2 separate regions of the Homo sapiens genome follow, and region 2 is linked to region 1. Evidence: read pairs that join two places in POLR2A ChIA-PET (ENCODE). Cell type or tissue: OCI-LY7. All regions are shown on one strand. Links, peaks and the distances in the headings refer to the core of each region. The heading gives the core; the rest is flanking DNA. Region 1 overlaps ELF2 (E74 like ETS transcription factor 2). Region 2 overlaps NAA15 (N-alpha-acetyltransferase 15, NatA auxiliary subunit).

Region 1 (5,386 bases), core at 154-5,153:
CCAGGAGTTCAAGACCAGCCTGGGCAACATAGGGAGACCCTATCTCTAGAAAAAATAAAAAATAAATATCAGCCGGGCGTTGTGGCTCTTGCCTATAGTCCTAGCTACTTGGGAGGCTGAGGCAAGAGGATTGCTTGAACCCAGTAGGTGAAGGCTGCAGTGAGCCATAATCATGCCTTTGCACTCCAGCCTGGCAACTGAGAACAAGTCTCAAAAATTAAAAAAAAAAAGAAAAATATTAAACTCTCATTTCTTTTAACTGAACTTTTAACTGATCTTTAACTGAAGTTAAAAGGCAACAAGTCCAATTAAAGAAGTTCTTTAACTGAACTTTAACTGATCGATCGAGACGTATACTTGTATACATTTCTCAAAAAAATAGTCTAACTCCTTGACTTATCTATATATTCCTTGTAATCTATGTTCCACCACCTCACTGAAGCTATTCTCTAAAAATATTTTTTTGCTTTTTTTTTTTTTTTGAGACAGGGTCTAGCTCTGTCGCCCAGGTTGGAGTGCAGTGGCACAATCATGGCTCACCGCAACCTCTGCCTCCCAGGCTCAAACCATCCTCCCACCTCAGCCTCCTGAGTAGCTGGGACTACAGGCATGTGCCACCACTCCCAGCTAATTTGTGTATTTTTGGTAGAGACAGGGTTTCACCATGTTGCCCAGGCTGGTCTTGAACTCCTGGACTCGAGCAATCCACTTGCCTCAGCCTCCCAAAGTGCTGGCATTACAAGCATGGGCCACCATACCCAGCCTCAAAATGTTAATAACGACCAAATTCTATTTCAGTTTTCAATCTCTACTGCCTCCCCGCAGACTCATACATTTATTATTACCCTCATTTAAAAAATTCATTCTTCCAACTTTCTCTACCACTCTACTTTCTTTTTTGAAATGGAGTTTCGCTCGTTGCCCAGGCTGGAGTGCAATGGCGCAATCTTGACACACCGCAACCTCTGCCTCCCAGGTTCAAGTGATTCTCCTGCCTCAGCCCCCTGAGTAGCTGGGATTACAGGCATGTGCCACCATGTCCAGCTAATTTTGTATTTTTAGTAGAGACAGGGTTTCTTCATGGTGGTCAGGCTAGTCTCAAACTCCTGACCTCAGGTGATCCGCCCGCCTCAGCCTCCCAAAGTGCTGGGATGACAGGCATGAGCGACTACCCCCGGCCTACCACTCTACTTTCAAGCGTCTCCTCTGACTCTTCTTTCATCTCCATAGACTCAAGTCTAGCCAACTTAGTGAGGTTCTATCCTCAGTGTCTCCTTTCTTTTTGCCCTATACTACCTTCTCAAGTAAGCCCACCCATTCTTATGGTTTCAAATAGCACCTCTATGCTGATAATGACTAAGTATTTGTCCTCTACTCTGACTCATCTTCTGAATTCCAAAACCAAATTTTAAACTACCAACTTTAACATCACTACAGGAATACTCAGTCAACACTTCAAGCTTAACATGTCTAAATGGCACAAATTATCTACATCTGTCCCTGTTTCCCCATTCTGTGTTCTTTAAATCTTGGTTTCTTCATATTTAAAAAAGAGATTTTAATATTTCTGTCCTTTAAAGTCCCATGACTTTATATGCACAAAGTTCTTAGCATAGTATAAGTACAAAGCACAGAGTAAGTTATTCAATTAGTGACAGCTGATATTATATTTTAACAATAGAAATAGTCTTCAAATCTACTATTTGCCCTCAACTTTAGAGGGCACCTTTTCACATCACAATCAGAACTGTTTGTGTTACTTCCTTGCATAAAAAGCATTAATGACTCCCCTTTGGTCTAAAAGGAAAGTTTAACAAATTAAACAATGGCTTTAACACTCTGAAATATAACCCCAACCCACCTGTCATGGGCTGAATTGTGTCCCCCAAAAAGATGAAGTTTTAACCCCTAGCTTCTGTGAATGTGACCTTATCTGGAAATAAGGTCTTTGCAGATGATCAAGTTAAGACAAGATAATTAAGATGAGCCCTCACCCAATCTGACTATGTCCTTACAAAAGGGAAATTTGGACTCTGAGACACACAAATGGGAAGGAAAACCATGGAAAGACACAGGGAGAACACCATCTACAAGCCAAGGAGTGCCTGAGGCTACCAGAAGCTAGGAGAGAGGCATTAAAGAGATTCTCCCTCCTAGCCCTCAAAAAAAAACAAACAACAATAAAAAAAAAATCTATCAACACCTTGATTCCTAAATTCTGACCTCCAGAACTGTAACACAATAAATTTCTGTTGTTTAAGCAACCTAGTTTACAGTACTTTGTTACAGCAACCCCAAGAAACTAATATACCACCTTTATATCTTATTTCCCTACATTACTTAACATAAATTGATTAGTGGCATTGCTTCTAATTCCTAAATGTGAACATTTCCAAGACTTTTGCTCATGTTATTTTGTAGCCTTCACATCTGTCCAAATCCTTTTCATCTACTGAAGGCTTTTCATCAAGTTCCAGGGAATCTTCTATAATCCTCCAATCTGAATTAATTTTTCTATCCTACGTATTTATAGAACAAGTTGTTTGCCTAATATTACCACTGTTCATTGTCCCATATTATAATTATGTGTTTACATATACAACTCCTTGACTGGTTAGTAGGATATTTGAGAGCAAGAGTTATATCGTAGTCAATTTTTATATCCTCCTTAATAACACATGCTTCATATAAACTAAAGTGGCATTTAAGTACAGATATTTGTAGCTTGGCTCAAAGAATAATAAAGTCAACAAATTTTAATATTAACAGGTATTTATAAGTTCAACATTTGCTCATCTATGGAGGCAAGTAACTTCATGAGCCTTTTTTCTGCCATATGATACAGACCAGAGGACACTGCATGCAGCTATTCAGATAATTATTGCCTTGTACTGTGTAGAAGAGTAGCTATTTTTATGGGAGAAAGGGGATGGAAGAGAAGAAACCAGGAGTCTTTGCTTAAAAATAAAATAGCAAAAAATAACACATGTACAAGGTTATTTTACTTAGCATTACTTTGCTCAAGTCACCATGGGTCTTGGCACAAGCTGTCTAATTCCCTACAAGCTAGGGTGCAAATAAAAAAATACAGGATACCCAGTTAAATTTGAATTTCAGAGAAACACTGAATAATAACTGTAAGAATGTCCCATGCAATATTTGGGACATACTTAAAGTAAAAAGTCATTTGTTGTTTATCTGAAATTCAAATTTAACTAGACATCCTGTATTTTATCTGGCAACCCTACTGTAAGTATTAACAGTGATCTCAAAAACTTCCATTTAAGGAGAGAGATTCTTAGTTTAAAGAGGCAAGACAAGTGCAATGCTGCAGTGTTTACCTAGAAAGTGCTTTTATATGCACTCAGTCATTGCTCTCCAGGTATCAGAAGTTTCCAAAGACAAGTACAATGAAATGGCTGAAAGCAGTGGTATTGTAATCCTTTTCTCAATGTACTTTAGGAATATATAGAAAGATAATAAAATTCAGGAGTATGTGAAAAGTACATAAATTTGTTCCACATTTTCTCTTTCGAGGTAGAGTAAGGTTACCTTAAAAAATCTTATCAAAACTGAAAAATGCCGTTTGGCAGGCTTTAGGGAGGACTCATCTCCCCTACCTCTCATGGTTTAACCCCAGAAACCACTCCAAATAAATACGTCACTAGAATAAATAATGGTGCACTTGCTATGCAAACCCAGTTTTAAGACAAGTCCCCTAAGCTAGATGTTCATAATGCCAAAAAAAAAAAAAAGAGATAGAAAACATACACCCATACTAACAAACATCCATACAATGAGAGACTATTCAATATCAATTAAGCAATTAAGGCAGTTAGAGCTATATACTGGCATGGAAAAATATCCATGATACAAACAAGAGGGGGTGGAAGGAGGAGGAAAATGAGCCATAGAATAGTACTGTTGTCTGATTCCATTTATATATTTATTTAGCATATACATTTAAAAGTCTGGAAAAAATACACCTCAAATTATTAACCTGGTGAAAGAGAGGTGAGCAGACAAAAGATGGATTTTCATTTTCTCAGTATGTCTGAGTTTATTGTTTTTTACAATGATCCTGGTAATTAAGAAATATCAAAATACTTTTTTCATTTAAAAATAACAATTGGTACAAAAACCAAAAAAATAAAATAAATAAAGCCAGTAACAGGTAATTTGACAACTTTAAAAAGGAATCCATTTGCAAAATATAAAACTTGTGGAAGAATATGCCTCACCAGATGAAAATCTTTTTATTTTTCTTATGAATTTTCACAAATGTAAACATCCCTGTAACTACCATCACAGTCAAGAAATAGAACATTTCCATCACCCCAGAAAGTTCCCTCATACCTAACTTTACCCGTCAATCCCCACCACATGTGCATGCACACACACACATACACGCAGACCTAGGCAACCACTGATCTATCCCTATAGATTTCTATCCCTATAGATCTGCCTTTTCTCAAATTTTACATTGAAATCAACAGTTCTCTTTTGTGTCCAACTTCTTTACTGCTGATATTTATACATATTGCTGCATGTATCAATACTTCATCTCCCTTCATTGCTGAAAATTCTATTGTAGATATGTCAATTGCTTATCCATTTGCCTGTCTTCATATGGCGGTAATGCTCCTATGAACATCCTGGTCTTTCCTCCCCTTCCTTTCCGTTCCATTACATATTTACCTAAGAGTCAAATTATCAGATCACATGGCAATTGTACATTTAATTTTGCAAGTACTCAATTTTCCAAAGTGGTTATATTACTTTACATATATATATATATATATATATATATATATATAAAATATGTAATTTTTTTTTTTGGTGGGGGTGAGGGAGAGACGAAGTCTTGCTCTGTCCCCAGGCTGGAGTGCAGTGGCGCAATCTCTGCTCACTGTAAGCTCCGCCTCCCCCAATCTCGGCTCACTGCAAGCTCAGCCTCCCGGGTTCACTCCACTCCTGCCTCACCCTCCCAAGTAGCTGGGACTACAGGCACCCGCCACCATGCCCGGCTAATTTTTTGTATTTTTAGTACAGACGGGGTTTCACTGCGATAGCCAGGATGTTCTCAATCTCCTGACCTCGTGATCCGCCCGCCTCGGCTTCCGAAAATGCTGGGATTACAGGCGTGAGCCACCACGCCCAGCCTACATTCTTATAAGCAATAAGGATAAGGAGAGGTTTAGCTGCTCCTTATCCTTTCCAACATGTGGTATCACTCTCATCAATTTTCCTCATTCTGTTTATTTAGTAGGATCGCCTTGTGGTTTTAATTTACATTTCCCTGATAGTTAATAATATTGAGCATTTTTACATGTATTTAACGTTCCATTGATCTACATGTCTGTTGGCACACCAATAACCACACTGC
Region 2 (5,386 bases), core at 214-5,213, 190 kb after region 1:
CTCCTGCCTCTGCCTCCTGAGCCGCTGGGACTACAGGCGCATGCCACCACGCCTGGCTAATTTTTGTATTTTTAATAGAGACGGGGTTTCATCATGTTGGGCAGGCTGGTCTCGAACTCCTGACCTCAGGTGATCCGCCCACCTCGGCCACCCAAAGTGTTGGGATTACAGGTGTGAGCCTCTGCGTCTGGCCTCCCTGGTGTTTTTTGAGACTGAGACTCATCATGTTGCCCAGGCTGATCTTGACTCCTAGCTTCAAGCAGTCCTCCTGCCTGGGCCTCCCAAAGTGTTGAGGTTACTGGTGGGAGCCACCTCACCCAGCCACCTTCTTTTTATCCTCTGGCTAGAAAGCTGGGCCTTTAATAAGCTATTCTGTGCTGTGCACTTTTGTGACTGTGTCTAGCTAGAGATTTATTCATTTTTTTTTTGATCTTCTCAAAGAACCAGCTTTTGATTTCACAAATTTCTTCTGTTTTTCTTATTTTTTCGTATTTTTTCTTTTGCCAAAGCCAAATATTTCTAATTTTTTTCTATTTAATCGACTCTGTTTTTATTATTTGCTTCTGCTTATGTTGGGTTAAATTTGCTCTTGTTTTTTCTAATTTCTTAAGGTGACTTCTATTAAACATTTCCATTTTAAAAATAGTTTCCATTTCTTCATTGAGATTTTCTGTTTCTTCTTAAAAAAAATTTATAGCCTTTTACTTATTTTTTTGTGGAGAATCTGGGTCTCACTGTGTTTCCCATACTAGTTTCAAACTCCTGTCCTCAAGTGATCCTCCTGCCTCAGACTCCAGAAGCACTGGGATTACAAACTTGAGCCACAGTGCCTGGCCCTTATTTGTTTTTTTTTTTTTTTTTTGAAACGGAGTCTCGCTTTGTTGCCCAGGCTGGAGTGCAGTGGTGAAATCTCTGCCCACTGCAAGCTCCGCCTCCCGGATTCATGCCATTCTCCTGCCTCAGCCTCCCGAGTAGCTGGGACTACAGGCACCCGCCACCACGCCTGGCTAATTTTTTTTTTTTTTTTTTGTATTTTTAGTAGAGATGGGGTTTCACTGTGTTAGCCAGGATGGTCTCGATCTCCTGACCTCATGATCTGCCTGCCTCAGCCTCCCAAAGTGCTGGGATTACAGGTGTGAGCCACCGTGCCTGGCCCCCTCATTTGTTTTTTTGTTGCCTTTGTGTTTTGCTTTAAATCCTTTAGTGTTACATAATAGTAACTTGTTTTGAAGTCTCAGCTACTTACGTCATTGTTATTAATATTTCTGACTCTTTTTTTATTGATTTCTTTCTCCTGTAGGTCATGGGTTAGTTTCCTGCTTGGAATTTATAGTAATTTTCCTCCCATAATTTTGTATAGTATGGATCCTAGGATATTTAATGTCTGGATCCTCTTGCCTTTCTTAATAGAGTTTTGTTTTGGCAGACAATTTGCTTGTTTATCAGCTTATACTTTTTGAGGCTTGTTTTTAAGTTTTAATAAAGATGGGTTGATATGGTTTGGCTGTGTCCCCACCCAAATCTTATCTTGAATTCCCACGTGTTGTGGGAGGGACCTGGTAGGAGGTAATTGAATCATGGGGGAGGGTCTTTCCTGTGCTGTTCTCATGATAGTGAATGAGTTTCATGAGATCTGACAGTTTTAAAAAGGGGAGTTTCCCTGCACAAGCTCTCTTCTCTTGTTTGCTGCTATATAAGGCATGCCTTTCACCTTCTGCCATGATTGTGAGGCTCCTCCAGCCTCATGGAACTGTAAGTCCAATAAACCTCTTTGTTTTGTAAATTGCCCAGTCTCAGGTATGTCTTTATCAGCAGCATGAAAATGGACTAATACATGGGTCTAGATTAATCTTATTCCTAAGGTGTGAGCTTTCTGGATCTCTGCTGAATTCTGCAGTCTTTAACGTAGTCTCTTAACTTGATACTTGGAATTCAAATGTCTGCCAGCCATGCATGAGCACCAGTAGTTGTTAGGCTCATGCTACTTGGTAATTGTTCTTTGCCCAGCTTTCATAGACCTTTGCTGTGTACCTGTTCAGCCTACTCTGTGTGAGTGTGTATATGTGTGTATTTTTTATTTTTGAGACGGAGTCTTGCTCTGTTGCCCAGGCTGGAGTGCAATAGGGCAATTTTGGCTCACTGCAACCTCCACCTCCTGGGTTCAAGCGATTCTTGTGCCTTAGCCTCCCGAGTAGCTGGGATTACAGGCATGCACCACCATGCTTGGCTAATTTTCCTATTTTTAGTAGAGATGGGTTTCACCGTGTTGGCCAGGTTGGTCTCGAACTCCTGACCTCAAGTGACCCGCCCACCTTGTCCTCCCCAATAGCTGGGATTGCAGGCATAAGCCACCGCTCCCAGCCTCAGCTTAGTATTTGACGGAGGATGGAGGATTCCTGTGGCAGATTTCTTTTTCTTTTCTTTTCTTTTTTTTTTTTTTTTTTTTGAGATAGAGTTTTGCTCTTGTCACCCAGGCTGGAGTGCAGTGGTATGATCTTGGCTCACTGTCACCTCCAGCTCCTGGGTTCAAGCGATTCTCCTGCCTCAGCCTCCTGAGGAGCTGGAATTACAGGCGCCTGCCACCATGCCCAGCTAATTGTTGTATTTTTAGTAGAGATGTGGTTTCACTATGTTGGCCAGGCTGGTCTCGAACTCCTGACCTCAGGTGATGCACCTTGGCCTTGGCCTCCCAAAGGTCTAGGATTACAGGCATGTGCCACTATGTCTGGCTAATTTTTGTATTTTTAGTAGAGACGGGGTTTTGCCATGTTGGCCAGACTGGTTTTGAACTCCTGACCTCAAGTGATCTGCCCTCCTCAGCCTCCCAAAGTGCTGGGATTACAGGCGTGAGCCACCGTGTCCAACTCCTGTGGCAGATTTCTGAAGCCTCTTCTATATATAGTTCTCTGTAGCACCCTGCCCCATAAATTCCAGCAGTTTCTAATTCTCATATCTACTCAGGTCAGTGAGACTGCTAAGCTCTGTTTAGGTCCCCCACCCACACCCCTACACCTCTTACACCTATTCTGCAGTCTGGAAGATGCTTCTAGAGACAAATAGGGATTTTTCTTGGGATTTACCCTGCTTCTCTTCTGAAACGGTAGTCCTGTATTGGCTTTTGTCCAACAGCTGAAAACAGCTATTTTATGTTTACTTTCCAGTTTTATAGTTGGCAGGAACCTCATCTAGTGTCAGTTATTCTTATACATTTGGGAGCAGAAGTCTCAGAGTGTATGGTGCCAGAATTTAGCACATGCGACTTTATTATCTATTAGAACAATTCAGTCTCTTGTTTTTTGAGGCAAGTCTTGCTGTTGCCCAGGCTATAGTGCAGCAGCCTTGTCCTCCCAGATTCATGCAATCCTCCCACCTCAGCCTCCCCAGTAGCTGAGACTACAGGTATGTACCACCAGGCCCAGCTAATTTTTGTATTTTTTGTAGAGACAGGGTTTCACCATGTTTCCCAGGGTTGTCTGGAACTCCTGCTCAAGCAATCTGCCCACCTCCACCTCCCAAAGTGCTGCAGTTACAGGCATGAGTCCAGCCCAGTTTGTTTTAATTATATCCTGGTTTGCTTCTTTGCTTCATTGTTTCTATAGCAGAGTGTTAAAATTTTAAATGTTAATTCCTGTTGAAAAACAATAGCCTGCATTATTCTTCTAGTATTTTTGAAAGTATTATGTTAGATTTTGAACTAACATATGCAGGTGTTACAGGTAGGAGGACAAATAGATACTCTGGCATTTCTTCCATAGCAAGGGAAATCCTTATTCACAGTTTTGAAATTTCAAGAACTCCCCAAACACAAGAGTTTCAGATGAGGGAATGTAGACCTGTATTTCTGTTTAATGCAATGATTCTTCTGTGGAGAACTGAAAATGTCTGTCTACTGTGTCACTTTATAAAACCTGTTTTAAGTGAATTGAATGTAAAACATATGTTGAAAGTATACCATATGTAGTATTTTGCATTTCACTTTCCGTAAATAAAAGCAAAGTAAGTTCCCTAAAAAGTTAGTTTAGGGCCGGGCGCAGTGGCTCACGCCTGTAATCCCAGCACTTCAGGAGGCCGAGGCAGGGGGATCACCAGAGGTTGGAGTTCAAGACCAGCCTGGCCAACATCCAAATTGGATATTTTTTGTTACTTTTTCCTTTCTATTCTCCTTTGTAATAAGTGACCTATTATAGAAGTAGTGCATTTCGTGAAAAAAATTGAGATCTATTTACTTAAATGCACGTTGGTTCTTGTTGAGGAGAAATGAATTAGTAGTAGTTATTTGGAGGGGCCTGCCATTCTGAATTATTTTTACAGCTCACATTGACAGGAGATAATTGAATTAATGGCATTGAATATAATTTCAATAAGGACATAGCTGAATTTCATTAATTGAGAACATAATCATTAGGATCTAAAACTCAGTTACTGTTCTAAGTATGATGAAGTAAAAAGCTAACTGCTGTAATGTAAACATATCTCATTCAAGGGGCGGGGGGTTTAGTTTTTAATTTTCCTGTCAGTTATTTGGAGGGGATTATCTAGTTTAATTTTGTATGTTCACTTCTCACTTTATTTTGGGCATTTTTATTGTCCATTTGATTATAAGACTGGGTAAGCAATGTAACAGTTGAATTTGTTGATTAGAAGATCTTTTAAAAGATAAAAATTTTGGGTTTAATAACCTTTAACATTTAATAAAATTTCTGTAGGTGATGGAAAGAGCTTTTAACCAGGAGTCAGAGAGCCTAAATTATAGTCTTAAATTTTGCCACTAGTTAGGTATGTAATCTGGGGTAAGTTACTTGTTTTCTAAATTTTACCTCTACAATAAGGATTAAACCTTTTGTGCTTATGGGATTATCATGCTGATTAAATGTTACCGAGGAGTCTCTTTGAAAAACATACGATAAACAAATAAAGGTGTTTCCAGTCACACCACCAAAAATACCAATTGGAATCCTGAATATTTTAAAAATCAGCTATGTAAAATAAAGTTACATTGTGCATGTCAAGTAAGAATATCAATTTTATTTATTTTTTAAGAGACAGTGTTTTGTTCTGTCGCTCAGGTTGGAGTGCAGTGTTACCATCACGGCTCACTGCAGCCTTGGACTCCTGGGCTCAAGCCGTCCTCCCATCTCAGGTTCATGAGTAGCAGGGAGTACAGGCATGCCACCATGCCCAGCTAATTTTTAATTTTTTTGTAGAGACAGTGGGTCTCAAACTCCTGCCTCAAGCGATCCTCTCACCTCAGCCTCCCAAAGTATTGGGATTACAGGTGTGAGCCACCATGCCCAGCCGTTGTCTGTTTTTATATGCTAGTTTGAATTATATTTGTATAGGTTCACATAAGTATTGTAGAATAGTAAACTATTCCATAAGTTTTGGA

The links. ChIA-PET counts read pairs that join two places held together with the same protein. Peaks named below come from ENCODE experiments on the same cell type or tissue, not always from the same donor. Only the 100,000 strongest peaks of a DNase experiment are listed, where the experiment ranks them.
Region 2: POLR2A ChIA-PET joins it to region 1 with 5 read pairs; 3 of 35 experiments call an interaction of 5 or more read pairs at or near these places.

Annotation. Positions count from the first base shown.
Region 1 is chr4:139,128,058-139,133,443 of GRCh38, forward strand. All of the region lies in intron 3 of ELF2 (E74 like ETS transcription factor 2), which reads right to left. Among named protein-coding and RNA genes, the nearest start is that of ELF2, 46 kb to the right of the region's middle. In OCI-LY7, for the core only: no CTCF peak of the experiment used is centred there; no DNase peak of the experiment used is centred there.
Region 2 is chr4:139,320,628-139,326,013 of GRCh38, forward strand. The region is part of intron 1 of NAA15 (N-alpha-acetyltransferase 15, NatA auxiliary subunit); the gene reads left to right. Among named protein-coding and RNA genes, the nearest start is that of NDUFC1, 21 kb to the left of the region's middle. In OCI-LY7, for the core only: no CTCF peak of the experiment used is centred there; no DNase peak of the experiment used is centred there; H3K27ac peaks cover 810 bases.